2 separate regions of the Mus musculus genome follow, and region 2 is linked to region 1. A link is a loop called in an ENCODE intact Hi-C map of the cell type or tissue named here. Cell type or tissue: gastrocnemius. All regions are shown on one strand.

What was found. A loop is a pair of places that touch in the nucleus more often than their neighbours do. Peaks named below come from ENCODE experiments on the same cell type or tissue, not always from the same donor. Only the 100,000 strongest peaks of a DNase experiment are listed, where the experiment ranks them.
Region 2: a loop joins it to region 1, with 2.2 times the contacts of the local background. A loop is called at or near these places in 2 of 42 quality-filtered maps.

The regions. Positions count from the first base shown.
Region 1 is chr16:29,190,685-29,198,684 of GRCm38, forward strand. No RefSeq gene overlaps it. Among named protein-coding and RNA genes, the nearest start is that of Plaat1, 15 kb to the right of the region's middle. In gastrocnemius, a CTCF peak has its summit at 2,143 (motif pointing left); DNase peaks (open chromatin) are centred at 2,367, 3,487, 4,651 and 7,995.
Region 2 is chr16:29,144,030-29,152,029 of GRCm38, forward strand. No RefSeq gene overlaps it. Among named protein-coding and RNA genes, the nearest start is that of Plaat1, 62 kb to the right of the region's middle. In gastrocnemius, no CTCF peak of the experiment used is centred here; no DNase peak of the experiment used is centred here; H3K27ac peaks cover 294 bases.

The DNA of each region.
Region 1 (8,000 bases):
TGGACCTATATAAAAATAATTCTTTGGGGCAAATCTTATCTGTGTTGTCAGGATATCAGCTGTTCAGTTCACACAATTCAGCACTCGAAGCTCGATCCACTCACAAACACCATTCACAAACCAGCAAGGGCAATTTGAGCCATAAGAAACCACAAGGCTCTGTCAATATGCCTGAGTCCATGGAAGTGGCCAGAAGCCACTGAAATACCACCAGAAGTTCTTAGTTGCATTTATCTCTACAAAGTCATACAAACAATGATAATAAGCAAAGGGTGACAAGGCAAACCGATACCACACAGCATCCTCAGCGAAGACCATTGTCAGCAAAGCCCAACAAAGACCAGCAAAGAATGGCAAGGCAAGCCAATACTACACAGTGGCGTCCACGGACTGTTGAATTTTATTTATACCCTTTCCAAACATCACGTGTTCTTTCAAGCATCTGCTCTAGGAAAACATCACATGCCCTTTTTCCAGACAGCCTCCCAAAAAACCACAAGTCAATTCTCAACAAAACATCCTCCGATGTGTCTGCTTCAGCAAAAACACCCTCTCATAAGACAGCATCACATGACACAACTGAGTCTCCAAAGAAACCAGAAATTTCTATTTTAGACCCTCATAGAATGTAGGAGGCATCTCAGTATGGTTTTTATTTGCATATTGATATGTCATGTTAGTGGGACATGACATTAATTTCCACCCTAATCTTTCTTTCTATTTGTTCTAAGTTTAGTTTGGTCTTCATTTTTTAGTGTCTTCTGATGGGATGTTGAGTTTAATAACTTGAGAGATCTCCTCCTCCTTAATATATAGTCATTTATGTTATATCTCCTTTAACTTTCAGCTGCATTCTATAAGCTCTGGCAGATCTTCATTTTCATCTTCTCAAAATGTCATCTCTTCTTTCCATTTATTTAAGTCATCAGTTATTTAGGTATGTGTTCTTTAATTTTCATAAACTTGGGATATCCCCAAAATTTCCTATGACTGAACCTTCATACTCTATTATTCTATAGTAAGAGAACACACTTTCTCACTATTTAAATCTCAGTATTTAAACTAAGTTTACTGAAGCTTTGTTTCTTGGATTTAGCATGCAATTGGTCTTGAAGACAAACACATTTGTAATTGAGGAGATTGTGTCATCTGTTAATTTAACTCTCTCTCTCTCTCTCTCTCTCTCTCTCTCTCTCTCTGTGTGTGTGTGTGTGTGTGTGTGTGTGTGTGTGTGTGTGTGTGTGTGTGTGTATGTTTGTCTAATTTTATCAATCATTCAAACTGGGCCTTTAAACTCTCAGATATGTTTTGTTAGATTTCCTTGTTTTTGTTGGTTTTCTTCATGGTGTGTTTTGGTGTCTGTTTTTAGGTGTGTGTACATTTATAGTGTTACATCTTTATTTAAGTCTGTGTTCTAGCATTGGTTCCTCTCCTCCAGCTTTGCTGTTTGTCCTCTCTCTCTCTCTCTCTCTCTCTCTCTCTCTCTCTCTTTCTTGTCAATCTCTTTGTGTTTTTACATCAAAAATATGCCAGCTTTTAGATGATATGTAGTTGAAATATGTTTTTTTTAAAAAGTCAATCTACAACCTTTGGACTGGATTCCATTCTATCCACAGTACCACTGGTTAAAAGCCTGTAAGAAAATCCTCAAACATTGTGCCTCATACACAGTGACTGCAGTAATAATTCTTAATAATAATAATTAGCTGAAATCATGCTTATTCTCCATTGTAATTTTCCTTGCCATTATTCCACCAGGTTTTTTAATGCCTTTGGCCCACATAAACTCATCATCATGTACAGACTATTAGCCCTACTGCATATCTAATGATGGAGAATTTCCCCAGTTCTCAGGGGTTACAATGAGGAAACCCAAAGTCAGTCAGCAGATAGGTACACAATGATACTTATAATAGAGCTTTTATTTGGCCTTGGGTCACCGTTCAGTTCAGGATACGGATAGACACATATCCAAGTGCTACCAGTGACTACTATGGCTCAGTATCCTTTGAGAGAGGACTACCCAGAAAGGGTCCAGAGTCCTGGGTCCCAGTTGGCCTTTCATCTGAGTATTGAAATATGTCTCATGCTGTATTCTTCACTTGAACTTCTTGAAGAGTACACTTGTCTAAAACTGCAGCTCTCTCAGGCTAAGGTGTGAATAAAGCTGCCCTCTACCGGTCCTGGTAAACCTGCTACTTTGTAAAGTTTTTGCGTTCTTCACAGTCACCGAATTCACTAAGGTCAGCCAAACAGCAGGGGAAAAGGCTCTGAATTGGGCTGCATAGACTTCCAGCTTTACAGCCCCAGCCTGGAATTCAGCTTATGACTACCAGCCCATTGCCCTTTCAGCTCTGCCAGCAAATCAGCAGGGAAGCTGTTGAGCAGCCTCTGGCAGGTCAAAAAGCTGCCTTCAAAACAGCTCAAACGGCTCCTGCAACAGGCCCAATGACAGCAGGTAAGGCAGGGCAGCTGCTTTTATCAGCATATGATTTGGAGCTCAGCGCTCCCATAGATCATCCTTTATATGCCCTCGAAGACACAGTCAGCCACTTTACCTTTCTTTCTGTCCCTCACATCTGAGGGCTCACGGGGACCAGGCATCAGATCAGGAAGACCTGGGAGCTTGTGATTAGGAAACCGATTTCCTGGTGGGCACATGAGTAAAGGGAGACAGAAGAGATAAGAAAGGCCAGCTCATCCATTTTCTCCACTCCTTTGCTGTTTATGGAACAGCCCTACACCAGCGGTCCCTAAGTAAGAGTCACAAAGAGGCTTGATGCTGAGGGCTGACCAAAGACAGAAGGAAAAGCCCAGGTACACACAGTAGAAAGTTATGAACTGGGCTGGGAGATGGCTCAATGGATTAAGCACTTGCTGTGCAAATGTGAGGACCTCAGTTCAGAACCCACAGAAAAGCTGGACACACATCTGTCATCCCTGTGCTCCATCACTGACATGGAAGGAGAAGGCAGGAGAATCTGAGAAGCTTCTGATTGGGTGGAGAGCAGCTGGCTAGCCTGTCTGTCTTATGCAGCAATAAACAACAAAAGACTCTGTCTCAAACCAAGTGAAAGGCAGGAACTGATGCCCTAAGTGTTATTCTATCTCCACCGAAGTGCTGTGGGTCCTGAGTACCTGTACTCACACATACAGACAAATCATGTCCCTCTCTCTGTCTCTCTGTCTCTGTCTCTCTGTCTCTCTGTCTCTCTGTTTCTCTGTCTGTCTTTCTGTCTCTCTGTCTCTCTGTCTCTGTCTCTGTCTCTCTCTCTCTCTCTCTCTCTCTCTCTCTCTCACACACACACACACACACACACACACACAGAGCAATTTAAATTAAATTCCCACAATGAAGGGAACAGCCGCCACATGTTGAAGCAGTTTAGAGTCACCCTTGACATATAAGAAGCCCTCACTTTTGAAACAGGTGACATGAGGGCATGATGGGCAAGGGATCAAGATGCCATCTGTCAGGGCCTAGAAACTGTAAGTAGCTCAGTGCTGCTGGAACATATGGTGTAGCGATCTGGGGTGGCTGTGTCAGGGAGCCGGGGAGAAGTAGGGATGAGAGCTGAAAGGCGGAGCAATTTCATAATACTCTCAGCTGGTGGCTGAAATGATTAATAACAGCAGTGACATGTTCATATCCACTGTAGAAACTTCTAATGGCCCTATGGTGAGTACTCTGGGACAGTGGTAGAGGATGACCTGAAAAAAACAAAAACAAAAAGCCAAACCAAACCAAATCAAACCAAAAATGCTAAAATATGTGCACTTTGCTGGCCACTTCCTCTTCTGGTATGTTTCTGCTGTTCTTTCTTGTATTTGCTTCAGTCTTTCCAGGCTGGAGGTATTGGTATTTTTTACACTCAATCTGGGTGTATCATATGTGATGTGATGTTACAGTTTGAATGGACAATGTCCCTCCCGACAAGTTCATACTTGAATACTTACTTTCTAGTTTTTGGAGGTTATCGGATCTTTCTAACATGAGACTTGGATGAAAGATGGAGGATGGTTGGGTGGGGAAATAAAAGGTTGTTAGCTTAGCCATGGTTGCAGCCATAGTCTCTGCTTCACAATCAGCTGATGATGTAACAGAGTCTCTGTAGCTTGGCCATGCCTTCCTCACCATGATGGGCTGTATCCTCAGCCTGGGAGCAAACATAAACCTGCCCTTAATTTGCTTCTTGTCATGTATTTGGTAACAACAGTGTAGAGAATAATATACGCGGTGCACATGACCAGCCTCATAGGCTAAGATCACAATAACACATAGAAGGCCATGATGAATGGATTCAGAGTATGGAACTCTGACTGCAATATCTCAAGTGCACACTGGGCTCTGACTGCAGTGTCTCACATGCACATCTGGATTTTGACTGCAGTGTCTCACATGCACATCTGGATTTTGACTGCAGTGTCTCACATGCATGTCTGTGCACCTGAGACAGAGAAGTGATGAATTGTGCAGTACCCTGCTAGGGAACTGCAATACTGTCAGCCCTAACAACGTATATGCCACAGTACTCAACAGAAACCACTCTGCCCAAATGACATTCATACATAGTGCTTTTATGCTCAGGCTATAGCCCCAAAGCTGCCAATCTGAGCTGAGTATGTTGGGTGTGCCAACATTCCCTGGGTATGATGAAAATCAGTAGGCCAAGGATCCCTGACAGTTGCTATGGCAAGAGGCCACAGAGAGTCAGTTTTCAAGATTGAACATTAAGAAAATGAGCTCCAGTCAGCCCTGAGAAGAACAAAGACTTGCTTTAAAATGAAGGCAGCACCCTGCTCTTGGCAGCCTTGGAAAACACCTTTTTAGCTAGCTCTTTGGTCCTAATGGTATCAATCATTGTTTGTATTTATTTATTTATTTATGTAATTATTTATTTATGTAATTATTTAATTATTTATTTATTATTTTGAGAAAGAGGTCACTTGAGCAAAGCCTTTGGGCTCATTGATTCAGTTTCCTGGATGGGATGATTTGTTCCTGGCTAACACTTCCAACCAGTTCAATTTAGAGGGAGAGAAAGAGCTTTTTATGTCAACATTTACACAGGCAAGTGTCTTCAATAATTTTTGAAACAAACATCGTGCGATAATTCCTTAGTAACAGGATTTAGGATTATGTTTATATGAGAATAAAATATGTTTCATGTACTGTCTTAAATTGGTTTTGTCAAAGATCCATTTCAGCTTGTTCTTTCACATTTCTATTTACTAGCCATGTATGTAGTCCAGTTAGCAACATTGTAATAGTTGCTAATATCTATATCCAATTTACCAAGTGATATTCTAGAAATTTACCATTTGTTAAATTTTCACATTGCTCACATTAACCTAAAGCAGTCCTCTTGGTGGGAGATAAAAACCACAGGAGAGCAATGAACTCAACCTCTGTCACAGTTGCCTGTCACCCACTCTGCAGAGCAGAGCCAGAACCTGTTTCCCTACCTCTGTGGTGACACAGCATGGTCACAGGGTCATCTGTGACAAGTATGAGAATTAAGTTGAGAATCCAATTATCTCCCCAGTCAAGCATTCACTTCTCGTGGTCAATCTCTTCTTAATTTTATCTTTAATAACGAGCAGGAAGAACAGAGAGTCACTTCGAATAGATCAGCAAGCCTGCTGATCTGCTATTGAGATGTATATGTGAATCAGACAGCGACCTGCATGCTCACCCCCCAGGCCACATTTACTGAAGGACTTTTACAGTCCCTGATGATTTTAATTAGCTCCAATCCACATGTTTTCCATTGTGCTTTTTAACAAAGGCTGTCTGTGTCACAGATGTACAAATGAAAACTCGCAGAAAAAAAAACACTAGTGGTGTGTGGGACCTGGTGTCATCATGAGTTCCATGCCATCTCACTCTCTGATTCCAGGACGCTGGCATTGTGGAACAGTGGGACACAACCCTTAGATAAGAGGGAAGAGGGTCTCCTGGTTTCCTCTTCCTGCCCTTTTGTCGAGATTTTGGGCAGATTACTCTCTTGTCTGTTCTCTGACTCGTCAGGACTACAGAACACATCTTCACTCTGGTCAGCAGGACGACATAAATAGCTCATGGAACCCACGAAGGCGCATTTCTTCTAGAGCACAGACGAGCTACTGTGATTTTTAGATTGCCTTAGAGCCTGGAGGCCACTGCCACTAGCCACAATGTCAACCTGCAGAGGAAACACCTTATGGTTTGGTTTAGAAACGTTATATAAGAGCCTAGTCTCTGGGGCTGGGAGAAGGCTGACCTAAAGTGCTTGCCTGCCAAGTGTGGGGATCTGAGTTTGAATCCTCAGAAGCTAAGCTCCAAGCAGGGACAGCGGCTGCCTATCATGCTAGCCGTCAGGAAGCTGAGATGAAGGATCCCCGGAGCTAACTAGACTAGCTGAACTCCTGAACTGTGAATTCAGTGAGAGAGCTGGCCTCAGTATATAAGGCTTTTGTGATTGAGAAAGAAGCCCCAGGCTTCCACAAGCATCTGTTCACAACACAAGTACACGTGCACACATGCAAACACAGATACACACACACATGCATATCCCCCTCATATAGACACAAATCACACACACACATATAACAGATACACATATTCCCTTATACACACACACACACAAGATTGGTCTTTGCTCTCTCATCAAACCTGAATAAGGATCTGAAATAAATGGGCAATGTTGGCCTCTCACTTCTGCCCTTGTCTCGCCCCAGTGCCCGCTGCCAGCACAGCAGCCTGGCTCGGGAGACCTCTCGCATCCTTCCTTCTTTTGGCTGGTTAGAGAGAACATGACTCTGGCCATTTTTCTTCATTCTCCCCTTTGCCTTACCCTTCTACCAACCTTCCTTAATCATGGAAATGTATAAGCGATTTCCCCACATAATGACCTGAAAAGGTTTTCATTTCATAAAAGTTATTAAATTGGAAAGGTAAGTCATATAAATGGCTGTGTTTTCAAGATGTGAAGGGCAGGAAAAAGCAGAGCATTGACGGATGACGATGTCCTGAGATCTCCTGGGTTAGAGAACCTCTACTCCGCCATGGGAGAGCTGCAGTGGGATGCAGTAGTCCTGGCATTTTATTGACATTCTCATTTTATTAATCTTACTTTTCTCATCTTCATGTCTCCCTCTCCACAGACTAGGAAATCAAATGCCTACCCAGATCCCTTGATGGTAGGGGACAGTCCTTGCTCTAGTTCTTGTCAGTACAGTGTAAAAGGAAGCCTTCTGGGGAGCTCATTCTAGAGAAATACTTGTGCGGAAAGACCAGTGCCTACTGATTCTCCTCTCTGAAAGCAGCGTGTGAGCACAAGGCAGTGGGAGCTGCGGCAGCCTTTTTGCCTCAAGGAGGAGACAGTCCAGAAAACGGCTGAGAGACTGACAGAGGATTTTGTGTCACTCACTTACTTAACACCTGCTCATTATGTATCAGACATCATGTTCTTTCTACAAGGTACAAATCATGTCCCTGTGTGTGAGGAGCTCCCTTCCCATAGTGGAAAGAGTGACTGATAACCAATGTGGATCAGGCACGGTTCAGAGTTACAGTAAAACTGTTAACATAAGCCAGTGTGAGAGTAGTGTGATAGTTTGTATAGACTGGTTAGAGAAAGTCTAACTAAGGCCTGGCATCTGAGAGACTTGGAAGATCAGGCAGGTAGCTCTTTGGGGACAGGAAGGAGAAAGTGCTCCAGAAAAAGGGAACAGCAGACGCAAGTCGCAAGTCTGGAGGGGAGGCAAGCACTGACAATTCCAGAAGCAGATGGGCCAAGCTTGAGCAGCAGGAAAGTAAAGGAGATAACAGACCTTAGAGGCTTGAAAACTGATGGAGATTGGAGACTGGAATGCAGTCACTGGAGGGATGGGGGAGGGGAGCAATGTTGTTTTTGACATTTCACAGAAGCCTTCTGACTACTGGGTGTGAGTGCTTCACAGAGTGAGGGAATAGACAGAAACATTTGGAAAATAAGGCAAGGATTAACAGTGCCTGG
Region 2 (8,000 bases), 47 kb before region 1:
AAAAGCCAAAAAATAGTACCTCACCATCATTGCAAGAATACCTACCAGTCCAGAATTGTATGTTTATTAAAAATGTCTTCTAATGTGCTGCTGAAAAATCTCAGCATATGCCAAATAACCACATAACAGACTGTAGTATAGACAGTTCCTGCTGTAAGAGGAAATAATGAGACACAAACAGAAGAAGGAATGAGTAAGTCTAAACAGACCTCAACAATAAAAACTGATATGTAATAATAATGTCTCATCTGTGGCCTATTTTAAGGCAGAACCAAAATTTGGTACAATGTGGCATAGAAGTTGGGGGGAGGCTGGCTAAAAAAGTCACAGGAGGGCCAACATTGGTGATAAAGGACACAGAAAGGAGAGTAACTGTAAGCTACATGCTAAAACCTTCCAGTGAGCACCAATGGAATAAAATTGAGAGGAAACAGAAGACATGACTTTGCAAAAAGGAGAGGAGTGAAAACCTCAAACCCCTGCATCAACTAATTCACCATCCTAGGAACTGGTGTCATCTATTACTGCGCACAAACCCATGTATTAGCCAGGTGGTTCTAACTTCATAGAGTCAGCTGCTCTTGGATAGAATGGCTTCTGTAAGGCCTGGGGTGTGCACAATGGCATCGTCTAGGAAGGCTGATGTCTCTGCTCTCTCCATGAAGTAACTGTCCCTGCTTCACCTGGACAGTTGAACATGTTCTCATAGACTGAGTGCAAAGCCTCTTGAAGCCAGCCTAGAGTTAAGCTAACTTTCTCATGAAGGTCTAGATAGTAAATATTTTTGTTTTGCAAGCTGTACAGTTACAGCTTCTCGGTTCTGCTGTTTTGGCAGGAAATCATCACTAATCAAAATGTAAATGATGAGTTGGGCTGTATTCCAATAAATCTTTATTTATAAAAATTGACAGCTGTCCAGATTTGGCCTATAGGCTATAATTTGTTTGGTCCTTGCCTAGACTTAAAGTTGGCATAGCTTCACTTCCACTTCTTGCTTGATGGAAAGGCAATCTTGCTATCAAGATAGTCTCTTCATGGGTAGAGGAAAATTTATATCCATGTTTGAAAATGTGGCATAATGTGGCATAATTTCAACAAATCAAGCAGAACTCAAGAAAAGAAGGGGAAACCCACAGAAAGAGCAGAAATAAATGGTGTACACTACAAATAAAGTCAAGTATGTTGTATTCTCAAGTTCACAGCAAGGTTCAAGGGGATCGCCTCTCTACTCAGAAATATAACCTAGAATCATTGGAATGGCAAAGAGGACTTTTAAAATTCATCAGCACTCTGAGAAACCTTGATTTCTCTTAGGAACTTATTAAACAAATGGTGTTACTGAGTAGATCCAAGGCACTTGCTCATCTCTGCAGCTCTGATACTGCACACACATTCCCAAGTTATCCTTATGTGTGCACTGAATCACGTATAAAATGTCTCACAAAAGTGTTGACTAAAGTAAAAAGAACTTGAAACAATCACTTTAAATGCTCAGCATGAGTCAAGAGGAGAAAGAGCTAGATTGATGAAGCCACTAATAGAATCCTGAGTGAAGAGCGAGAAAGAATGAACTCCGGGTACAGTGTGGATCTCAGGAACGGAGGGCTGTGTCCAAAGCATGCGGTAAAGGAACAATTTTATCTACCAAGTGTTTGCAACTGAGAAGTATGGTTTTAGGAATAAGTGTATCTGTGGTAAGGCCATGCAGCTGGTACTTCCTTTTCAGGTTAGGCAGTGCAGAAGGTACACAAAGGATCAACGGTGTCTCTTGAGAAGAATGTCCTTCTGCATCTTCTCTTTCCAACACATACCCATCCGAATCTCTGAGTCTCCTCACTTCTAATTCTTTTCATTTACTTAGTATACACCCTGGAGAACATGGATTCGGCTGAAGTGAGTGAATCGCATAGCCTGTGACAGAAGAGTCTGAGTTCTCACATCTGAAAAAAAACCAAAAAAAACCAAAAAACCCTTTTTGCCTGCAATTGTATTACACAGAAGGTAGAAACTGCTCATTCTCCTAAATAGAAAATCTTTAAGCACCATTTTCAAATACTTACAATAGTTGACCTGTATACTCAGTAGAATATAATTAGCCTTTTATATTTTATTGATTCTTGCCTTTTGGGCAGTTTTAAATAAATGTACACTGAGTAATTTTGGTATTGAAAGTTTGAATTGTGAAATCTCCGAGCCTGCAAACTACATGTGATTATTTAATCCACAAAAATAGAATGTGTTATGGCAAAATAAAATCAGTATGAATGCCCTGCCTTGGACAATGCAGTAACTAGGAAACCTACCCATCACATCTATAAACTCCTATGAATCACCCATGATGACCCACCAAGCACACTGTGGGAACTCCAGGCAATTGGATACCTCTACGACTTAACAGATGCACTTCGGGCACTCCACAGAGTAAGTTAGCCAGTTTCCAACTCTGTGACCTTAAGTCAGGGGACAGATAAGCAGAAAGGGGACATCTTCCAAATTCAGGCAAAGCTTCCCCTACAGGTGCGATGTTCACGAAATTTAGACTTCTATGGTTTCAATATGAACTCTTTTTCCTGTCCCTAAAAAAGACATACACATTGAATGATTGGTTGGTTGGTCAGTCCTCAAGTGGCCTCTGTTTATGTCTCTGTCTCTGTCTCTCCTCTCTCATTTTCTCTCTTTCCTCTTCTCTCTTATCTCTTAGCCTTTCTCTTCTCTCTCTTCCTTTCCCTCTCCTCTCTCCTCCCTTTCTGTCTCCTCTCTCGATCTGTCTCCTTTCCTACCCCTTCTCTACTCTGCTTCCAATCTCACAGTGAGATAAACATCTTGTGTTTCCATATAACCCTGTTTCTATGCTATTCTTTTGCTCAAACACATGGGGCCAGATGTCTATGGACTGACCCCTCTGAAGTCAATACCCAAAGTAAATGTTTTCTGTTGTTGATTTTATCACACACCATCTAGGGAATACTTGGTCCTCTTTGAATAGCAGAAGAGCTGGAGCCACAGTGCTTAGAAATGGAAGGAGCGGAGCATGAGCTCAGCCCTGTGCCTGTGCATCCTGACGTCCACTGAGTGCTCATGTAGGTTTGGAGTTTGGGACTTTGACTCTCATCCTAGCTGATGCTTCTCTGTGCAAATTGATGGCAGAGGTGTTTCCAGGGCTTGATGCTCAGCGCTGCCTATCCAGGCCTTTCACCTGTCCTCAGATCCTCTTACCACTGATAACTGACAACAGCACCCAGGCTGAGCCAGCTGAACCAACCCTCTAGGGATACTGTGATCACCTGCACAGTGCTGACCCTAAACCTTCATTTATTCACTCATACATATTAAATTGCAGGTGATGGTTAAGAATAGTGAATGTAGACAGCACTGCAGGGCCCAGAGCCCAGTTCTGTCACTTATTAGCTCTGTGTCTCAGGCCAAACTGCAATGTCTCTGTCCCTCAGTTTGTTATGATTGCATTCGTTAAAACATATGCATCCATTTAGATATACAGGAAATAGTTCAGGTGAGCAACTTTTTCCTGTGTTTCCCAAGGGCTGTCCTGACTATGAGGGGAGTTTTATATCTAGAGACTAAAGACTGCCATGGCGAGCAGCGCAGTGCTAGCAGCAAATCCTCCATTTCTGAACCTCGGCTCAGGAACTTCACAGTCTAAAAACGATGGAGAAAGCAAGACATCTGTGTGCTTGTGCAATATAGTAACACTTACTTTAGGCATAACCAATATGGAGCACTTTAACTTGTAACTGGTTAAAGGGAACAATGATCTTTTCTCAAAAACTAATTTATCATAATTTATCAATCCATGTCATGAGGACATGGAGACTACTTTTGATTTTACATAATTTCACACAATCAGCACAGCCCAGGGACATTACTCTACACTTCCCCACACTCCTCTGATGTCTGGCTCAACAGAAGCCAGCTGGATTCTCCCACTGGCTTCACATCCAATCTGCTGTGAAAGCGTCTTGCAGCTTTTGGGAAGCACAGGATAGTCATGAGAGAGACTTCATGGGAAAAAAATGAAAATACTGGCTTAGAGCTGATGTGAGAGGAGTTTTGACCCTGAGCAGAGCTCTAAAGGGGCCTGTGGGAACTTGGGTCTGAAGATGATACTTTGAAAACTATTGTGCTGGAGCGTTTAGGAGTTGAGCAAAGCTGGGCTGGAGAGAAGGTTCAGCAGTTGAGAGCAAAGCACTCTCACGGGGGACTTCAGTTCCCAGCATTCATGTGGGGCAACTCACAACCCGGACTGCAGTAAGCACCTGTATTCGTGGGTACACATATATGCACACATTATTTAAAATTAAATCTAAAGAGTAAAAATGTTGAGCAAAGCAGGCTTGTGCTGAGTGGTTTCAGTGCGGTTTTCTCCTCTGCAGACTCAGCACTGCCATGTTTAGGGGGTCTTTGCATGGAGGCCCCTTTCAGTCCTCAAACGTGAACTAACACACTCTCAGCAACGGCAAGCAGGATTGTTAGTAGCGGGGACCTTGTTTCCCTGTCTCTTTGACAGAAGATGCCATATTCCAGCATCTTTCAGGTCACTGTCATATATCCAGCAACCAATCTTATGCTTCACTATTCAAGATGCTCAACATTTGCCAGGTAGATTTGAGAATAAGCTAATAAACTGCCAGGACCAAAACTAAAGTTTTAGAAAGTAATGTATGGGTTTGTGTGTCTGTAAGCTAGCATATCAGAAGAAAAGTATATTCTTCTTTTATCAAACCCGAAGTAGAGGATAAATACAAAATGCAAATGAAATGACACTAGTATTTCAATTTAGAAAGACTAAGGTAGAAAAATACACTCTTCAATTTTAAATTATTTTAGGATCCAGTGACATGGGTGACTCAAGCTAGCATTGTTAAAGTCTGGGCAGCATAGTATAATGTACGCTTAGTTTTTACTTATTATAAATAAACTCTTACAAATTAGAACACACAACATGGCTTGCTCTTATTCCGTCTTTAATCAATTGAGAGGGTTATAGGATTTCCCATTCCAACCCTGTGCCAGCTGACTCTGAGAGCAAACTTGGCTGAGAACAATCAAATAGATCCAGCATAATTTGTACGATCTTCCTGGGAGAGACAATGAAAGTTCCTTATCAGCACTTCCTGAACTGTCCCTGCCTAAGTCCATTTGTCAGATTTCTTTGGTTCCTATAAAAGTGACATTGCTTTGGTCATAGAAACTCTGCTATTACAGGGACAGTGTCCATACCCTGAGTGTGTCACTTAGTAGCCACATGGCCTGGGTCAAATTACGTATTCTCTCTGACTCTAATCCTGTGTTCAAAAATAGGTTCTGAGATCCGTGGTGTTGCGGCCGCACACATAGGGGATTCTTCTCCAGCGGTCATGGTTTATACTGAGGTGTCCATGTCCCACCTGTGTTTTAAGTTCAAGCTGGCAGGCTGGCATGAGGAAAACCATGTTGTGTTAGAAACCAGGGCTCTTCCATCCCTTTCCTCAGTACCTGGAAAACTAGTACCAGATACATATGGGCAATTGTTCAAAGAATTGTAGTACAAGATAACAACAAACCGTGCCCTTCTCCTCCTCTTATTTCCATAGTCTGTAAGCCCAATGAACGTTTATGTCAAACAAAATGATTTTAAATAGAATAAGAGGTTACTATTCAATGAATATGTTAAGCTAACACAAACTGTGTGTGTGAAATTTTAGAAGCATATAATTTAAGATGAACTAATAGCTGTTAAAAATTAATAATCAACTTAACAGTCTTCACCAGAAAGGTTCCACCACGTGTGTTTTGATTCATTGCCTTCATAAAAGGAGCCTTTCAGAGAGGACAGAACATGACAGCTCCAATCTGAAGACCTCAGGACATGCTTCTCATCTTGGGAAGCAGTGTGGAAGTGAGTTCCGGGGGCCCCTCATTGTTTCAGAAGTCAATAAGACGAGTCAATGAGAAAATGTTCATACCAACTACAAGGGAAAAGATCACATAATGATGTATTGTTTCCTCCAGGAGATGAGACACTCCCCTAGCAATGGGAACTATGAAGTCCTTCACTGTTCATCCTGGCCAGATGTTATTACAGCCCTGCAGCTGGATGGAACACGCTGATCAGAGTTGGTAACAGATAGTGGTTCTGGGGACTTCTCTGTTCTGTGCTAGTCTTTTTTTTTTTTTTTTTTTTTTTTTTTTTTTTTTGCTTTAAACATTTCTTTTATTATATATTTTCTTTATTTGCATTTGAAATGTTATCCCCTTTCCTGGTTTATCCTCCCCAAACCCCCTATTCCCTTTCCCCCCAACCCCCACCCCCAACTGCTCACCAACCCACCCACTCCTGCTTCCTGGCCCTAGCATTCCCCTACACTGGGGTCATCCTCTGCTACATATATGGCTGAAGCCATGGTTCCCTTCATGTGTAGTCTTTGGTTGGTGGTTTAGTCCTTGGGAGCTCTGAGGGTACTGGCTGGTTCATATTGTTGTTCCTCCTATGGGGCTACAACCCCTCAGCTCCTTGGGTTCTTTCTCTAGTTCATCCATTGGGGATCCTGTGCTCAGTCCAATGTTAGGCTGAGAGCATTCACCTCTGTATTTGTCAGGCAATGGTCAAGCCTCTCACGAGCTATATCAGGCTCCTGTCAGCAAGCACTTGTTGGCATCCACAATAGTGTCTGAGTTTGGTGACTGTATATGGAATGGGTCCCCAGGTAGGACAGGTTACCGGTGGCCTTTCAGTCTCTGCTCCACATTTTGTCTCTGTAACCTTTCCCATGGATACTTTGTTCCCCACTTTAAGAAGGATCGAAGTATCCACACTTTGGTCTTCCTTCTTCTTGAACTTCATGTGGTCTGTAAATTGTATCTTGGGTATTCTAAGCTTCTGGGCTAATATCCACTTATCAGTGAGTGCATACCATGTGTGTTCTTTTGTGATTGGATTACCTCACTCAGGATAATATTTTCTAGTTTCATCTATTTGTCTAAGAATTTCATAAATTCACTGTTTTTAATAGCTGAGTAGTACTCCATTGGGTAAATGTACCACATTTTCTGTATCCATATTCTTCTGGTGAGGGACATCTTTATAAGGCTGCTATGAACATAGTGGAGCATGTGTCCTTATTACATGTTGGAGCATGTTCTGGTTATATGCCCAAGAGTGGTATTGTTGGGTCCTCAGGTAGTATTATGTCCAATTTTCTGAGGAAAACTGATTTCCAGAGTGGTTGTACCAGCTTGTAATACCACAAACAATGGAGGAGTGTTCCTCTTTCTCCACATCCTCGCCAGCATCTGCTGTCACTTGAGTTTTTGATCTTAGCCCTTCTGACTAGTATGAGGTGGCATCTCAGGGTTGTTTTGATTGGCATTTACCCGATGTCTAAAGATCTTGAACATTTCTTTAGGTGATTCTCAGCCATTTGGTATTCCTCAGTTGAGAATTATTGTTTAGCTATGTACCCCATTTTTAATAGGGTTATTTGGTTCTCTGGAGTCTTCTTGATTTCTTTGTATATATTAGATATTAACCCTCTATCAGATGTAGGGTTGATAAAGATCTTCTCCCAAACTGTTGGTTGCCATTTTGTCCTATTGACAGTGTCCTTTTCCTTACAGAAGCTTTGCAACTTTATGAGGTCCATTTGTCAATTCTTGATCTTAGAGCATAAGCTACTGATGTTCTGTTCAGGAAATTTTTCCCTGTGCCCATGTGCTTGAGGCTCTTCCCCACTTTCTTTTCTATTAGTTTCAGTGTATCTGATTTTATGTGGAGGTCCTTGATCCACTTGGACTTGAGCTTTGTACAAGGAGATAAGATGGATCAATTCGCATTCTTCCACATGCTGACCACCATTTGAACCAGCACCATTTGTTGAAAAAGCTGCCTTTTTTTTCCACTGGATGGTTTTAGCTCCTTTGTCAAAGATCAAGTGACCATAGGTGTGTGGAATCATTTTTGGGTCTTCACTTCTATTCCATTGATCTACCTGCCTGTCACTTTA